2 separate regions of the Homo sapiens genome follow, and region 1 is linked to region 2. Evidence: chromatin loops called from intact Hi-C (ENCODE). Cell type or tissue: IMR-90. All regions are shown on one strand. Links, peaks and the distances in the headings refer to the core of each region. The heading gives the core; the rest is flanking DNA.

Region 1 (2,912 bases), core at 268-2,767, 65 kb before region 2:
TCTGAAAAGCCTGGTGCTCTGAGCAAACAGGAGAATTGCTAAGTACAACAAACATTATATCCTGTGTTATGAGGTCTATTGTCTGGCCGTGGGAAGTCTTTTGGTTTATAGGTTTTGAATATCAAACTTTCTCTACAAACTCTTACGCAGGTTCCAAGATTCAAGAGTTCAAAATACTCTTGAATTAAGAATTTGTGGGGGAAGGCAGGTGCGGTGGCTCACACCTATAATCTTAACATTTTGGGAGGTCGAGGCTGGGGATTGCTTGAGCCTAGAAGTTCAAGACCAGCCTGACAACATAGGGAGATCTATGACTCTACAAAAAAAAAAAAAATAGAAAAATTAGCCAGGCATGGTGGCACGTGCCTATAGTCCCAGCTACTCAGGAGGCTAAGGTAGGAGGTTCACTTGAGCCCTGGAGGTTGAAGCTACAGTAAGCCGTGATCATGCCACTAAATGTGGTTACAAGTTATTTTTATTTTTCAGATCTGATAGAAAATCTGTGCCCAGCTGAGTTACCCCACATGACCAGAGCTACTAATGCTTCTCCTGCCCCAGGGATATTCGTGATGCTTATCTGATACAAGAGGAGATCACCTCTCTCAGTTCTTGAACTCATTTTATGTACAGCTGACTTTTTTTTGTTGTGTTTTGTTTTGTTTTCTTTTCTTTTTTTTTTTTTTTTTTTTGAGACAGAGTGTCACTCTGCAGCCCAGGCTGGAATGCAGTGGCACGATCTTGGCCCACTGCTACCTCTGCCTCCCGGGTCCTGGTTCAAGCAATTCTCCCACCTCAGCCTCCCAAGTAGCTGGGATTACAGGCACATGCCATCATACCCAGCTATTGTTTGTATTTTCAGTAGAGACGGGGTTTCACCATGTTGGCCAGGCTGGTCTTGAACTCCTGACCTCGTGATCCACCCACCTTGGCCTCCCAAAGTGCTGGGATTACAGGCATGAGCCACTGCGCCTGGCCTGTTTTGTTTTGTTTTTGAGACAGAGTCCTGCTCTGTTGCCCAGGCTGGAGTGCAATGGCTCAATCTCGGCTCACCGCGACCTCTGCCTCCTGGGTTCAAGTGATTCTCCTGCCTCAGCCACCTGAGTAGCTGGGATTACAGGCTTGTGCCACCATGCCCGGCTAATTTTTTTTTTTAATAGACACGGGGTTGAGCATGTTGGCCACGCTGGTCTCGAACTCCTGACCTCAGGTGTTCTACCCACCTTGGCCTCCCAAAGTGCTGGGATTATAGGCATGAGCCACCGCGCCCAGCCTATAGCTGATTATTTTTATTCATAGTAGTTGTGTTCTATAAAGTGTCACAAACACTGAATTAACAAATCCTGAATCATTGCTCCTAGGGGAAATATGGGGTTAGGTTCCTGTGAGCCTCCACTCACAACCCTTTCATCAACCAATGAAAACTTAATTTTACTGATATATTATCACATCATAATTTTGTTGATATTTATTTTATCTGTGTTTCCATTTAAGAAGCTTTTTGAATATATATTGTTGTTCATTCACAACGAACTGTGCCAGAATGACGCTTATCTAATACACATTTTATCCATAAGGCATACCACAGCCTTCCTGTACTTAGAAACACTAGATAGCATTTCAGCAGTGCTTGGGCTCCGTTTCAAACAGCAAAATGAACAAAAATGCAAAAAATGTGGTACTAAACAGACCACAAAAAGGACACTTGGAAAGCCAAAACAAGCGGGCAGAACATCACTTTGTTCACCCTCAGCTGGGAACGTGCACACTGAATGACTCATTTGTACGTGTCCATGAGTGACCACAAAAGCACCAGGAGTACTGATTTTTTTTTTTTTTTTTTTTTTTTTTGAGACAGGGTCTTGCTCTTGTCACCCAGGGTGGAGCGCAGTGGCATGACCTCAGCTCATTGCAATCTCTGCCTCCCAGGTTCAAGTGATTATCCCTGCCTCAGCCTCCTGAGTAGCTGGGATTACAGGCGCCCACCATCACGCCCAGCTAATTTTTTGTATTTTTAGTAGAGACAGGGTTTCACCATGTTGGCCAGGCTGGTCTAGAACTCCTGACCTCAGGTGACCCACCCGCCTCGGCCTCCCAAAGTGCTGGGAAGGCCTGAGCCACCATGCCCGGGCAGGAGTACTGATTTTGAGATTACAGGTAAATTTTAGCAAGAGGGTGAATTCGCAAATACAAAAACTACCAATGATGAGGACTGACTGCATTTAACAAACACCGAAATAGCACTTAACTGGATGCCAGACAGTGTTCTAAAGCTCCGAAAATATTCACTCATTTCAGCCTCACATTAATCATGTGAAGTAGGTACTATTATTATCCCCATTTTATCAACTGAGATTCTGAGGCACAGAGAGGTTTGGCCACTTGCTCATAACACACAGCCGGTAAATGATGGGGCTGGGAATTGAACCCACACAGTGAGTTTGGGAAAGCTTCAGAACACCTGGCTTCTTAGAGAACCTCTCAGGGGCCTAGGACATGAAGGACAGGACCCGTGGGGTACAAGGGAGACAAAATTGTGACCGAGAAATAGAAGAGGAGGGCCGGGCGCGGTGGCTCACGCCTGGAATCCCAGCACTTTGAGAAACCGAGGCGGGTGGATCACTTGAGGTCAGGAGTTCGAGACCAGCCTGGCCAACATGGTGAAACTCTGTTACTAAAAATACAAAAATTAGCCGGGCGCAGTGGTGGGTTTCTGTACTCCCAGTTACTTGGGAGGCTGAGGCAGGAGAAATGCTCGAACCAGGGAGGTGGAGGTTGCAGTGAGCTGATATCGTGCCACTGCACTCCAGCCTGGTCGACAGAGTGAGCCTCTGTCTCAAAAAAAAAAAAAGAAAAGAGAAGAAAAAGAAAAAGAAGAAAAAAAGCACAAGAGGAGGAAGGAAAAGGGGACTTTT
Region 2 (2,912 bases), core at 311-2,810:
TTTTCATGTCACACCAAGGCTAGGATTGAAATGAAGCCGGATTCAGAATTGGCAGTCTCTGCTTACCCATGCCAGCTTTGCCACTCAAATTTCTGAGTCATTATGGACAAGGCACTAAACCCCCTGAACCTCAGTTTTTCATCTATCAAGAAAAAGAGGCACTGACCTACCCCACCTTCTTGGAAATTTAAATAAGAAAATAGAAATGAAGTTGCTGTGAAAATTATAAAGTGCCATACTATATAGAGGTATAGAATTATCCTCCTCATCGAGGCGTTTGGCTACTAATTAACACTTGTTATCCTACTGGCCTTTGAAAATATAAAAGCAACATGTTTCTGATGCCCTTGAGATTCTCCTTTTAAATATTTGCAGATACAGCAGTTCTGAGGAACAAACTTGGCATCAACCAAACCATTCTCCCAAAAAGCATTTCAAGGTAAATCTTTTACTTGTAATTAAAAAATTTTTTTATATTCCTCTAACCACAATAGAGCATCTAGTTATGTTTTAGCAGCTCCTGGTGAGCACAACTCAGTCTTCAGCAACACCGACATATACGATGGCAATAATTTATCATCTCTGCAGTAGTTTAGTCCCAGATGGACCATTTACTAATTTATTTCCATATGTAACTGGCAGAGAGATTAATCAGGCTTCCAACTCCAAAACCTGAATTGCGCTTTATTCCCTTAACAGGCTAACTCTGGGCAGAAGAGGCACACATTTACACAGAAACCAAGAGTTCCTCTTAAAAAGCCTGTCAGCCTCAGATGCAAGCCTTACACACACGCGCGCGCATGCACACACATGCACGCACATCTTTCTTGAGACAGCTTGCTCCTATGTCAGCTTGGAGGGCTGGTTCTTTTCTCAGATCCTCATGGACTCCACACAGGAGCTGTGTCTGATACAACTGCAGGCAGGAGTAAAACGTAATGCCAAATGCAGTAAAGTTGCAGCCACATTCCCCTCCCTGTCTGCAAGGTCGGAGGCTCAGATTTCTGAAAACGAAGAGATCTTTTTTGCCACAGTGCTGCGCCCAGCTGGCCCAGTGATACGGTGCCCAGGCGCTGGGAGGCATGTGCTTTCTTTTTTCCACTCTTTTTAAGGGTCTGAACTTGCCTGAATTCAGCAGCTGCCGTGTCCTCAGCGACGGCTAATGAATTGTTAGCTTTGCTCCTGGTTCCCCTGAGCTCAACTCCCAGTCCACTTTTGTTTTTAATTCTATCCCAATGATATCAGCGTTTAGCAAAGAGTGGTGAACGGATTGTTGTTGGATGACGGTGTTTACATATAGAAAGCATGTCAGACATGGGCAGAAAGCACCAGCTGATCCCTGATGCCTTAAGTGGAACCCAAGGCCATGCCAAGAAGGCCTGGTAGACAGGAGCATGTGGAGGTATTGTCGGCTAAGCTAGGTCCACACACCTGGGGCGCTAACCAACTCTCTCGCTTTGAAGAAGTCACTTGGCAGTTCAGGTTTAAAATTCTCTCCTCTATAAAATGAATTTAGCTCCCTGAGGTTCCTTCTGGCTCTAAAATCTAGTGAGTCTATGAATATGAAAAAGATCAGCCATTCACCTGGTTTGTTCCATGAGTTTAGCCGATGACAAACAGCAGGAAGTTTGGAAGCATCTGAAAGTGGCTGAATGGGTCCAGATGCTTTTGGTGCTGTGACAGACACAGCCTTCGGAATCTCAGCAGCCAACAGATTCCTTTTGCTCAAAGAACAGAAGCATTTGACAACTGGTCCACAATGTATATCTTTACAAGGTTTTAAGAATTCAGTTAAATACAACAGTTCCATTACAGTATTATTCTAGGTATGGCGAATCCTACAAAAGTACATACGTCATGGCCCTTGTCTTTAATACATTTACATATTAGTTAAGGAGATACACTCCTAATCATTTTTGTTTTTTTTTGAGATAGCGTTTCACCCTTGTGGCCCAGGCTGGAGTGCAATGGCACGATCTCGGCTCACCACAGCCTCCGCCTCCCGGGTTCAAGCGATTCTCCTGCCTCAGCTGGGATTACAGGCATGCGCCACCACACCTGGCTAATTTTGTTTTTTGTTTTTTTTTTTTTAAGTAGAGACGGGGTTTTTCCACATTGGTCAGGCTGGTCTCGAACTCCCGACCTCAGGTGATCTTCCCGCCTCAGCCTCCCAAAGTGCTGGGATTACAGGCGTGAGCCACTGCTCCCGGCCACTGCTAACCTTAATACAATGCAATATGTGCTATGATCATTGACAAATAAATGGTTAAGTGAACGCGGAGGATGGAGAAATCATTTCAATGAAAGGGGGAGATCTGTAAGGTTTTACAGAGGAAGCAGAATTTAAGCTGGGCCTTGCAAAGCAAAGATGGGACTATAGGCATCTGGACAGAGGTAACGGTGAGAGCAAATGCCTATGTGCTTTCAAGTATGGTCAGGGCACAGAATTCAGGACCCATGGACAGGGGCACAGGATGCCCAAGGAAAAGAAAACACAGTGAGACGAGAAGCTGGAAAGAAACTCAAAGTGGAAAGCCCTGGATGCCAACCTTTCATCCTGTGGTCTCTGGGAATCTTCAGAAGTTCTGGGCAATGGAGACTCCAGATGAGCTCTGCCTCGGGAGGTTTATTCGGACCATTTTACCACCATTTATGACTGGGAATAAGATCCGTCTGTACCTTCATGCTTCTCTTAGTCATTCCACCTTGCCACTATTTGGGAATCCCTCAAATTTATTTTATTTTTTCTAAATCAATTTCCTGGCCCTTTGAATGGAAGCGATTGAGTTTCCTCTAAGTACTGCCAAGATTTCACATTCCAATGACGAGTTCAGCCTAGCGCTTTACATTTAGGTTCATGTGTTTTTCTATTCTTACAAAAGAGTTAAAATAGCATAGACGGGTGTTTTGTT

The links. Hi-C counts contacts between places; a loop is a spot of excess contacts. Peaks named below come from ENCODE experiments on the same cell type or tissue, not always from the same donor. Only the 100,000 strongest peaks of a DNase experiment are listed, where the experiment ranks them.
Region 1: it touches region 2 in a loop (2.0-fold over the local background); 15 of 110 quality-filtered maps call a loop at or near these places.

Annotation. Positions count from the first base shown.
Region 1 is chr14:89,424,394-89,427,305 of GRCh38, forward strand. It overlaps a transcript of FOXN3 not described here. Among named protein-coding and RNA genes, the nearest start is that of FOXN3-AS1, 8.5 kb to the left of the region's middle. RefSeq lists an enhancer at 435-1,049. In IMR-90, for the core only: no CTCF peak of the experiment used is centred there; a DNase peak (open chromatin) is centred at 1,718; H3K27ac peaks cover 756 bases.
Region 2 is chr14:89,489,064-89,491,975 of GRCh38, forward strand. It overlaps a transcript of FOXN3 not described here. Among named protein-coding and RNA genes, the nearest start is that of FOXN3-AS1, 73 kb to the left of the region's middle. In IMR-90, for the core only: no CTCF peak of the experiment used is centred there; a DNase peak (open chromatin) is centred at 1,258; H3K4me3 peaks cover 438 bases; H3K27ac peaks cover 992 bases.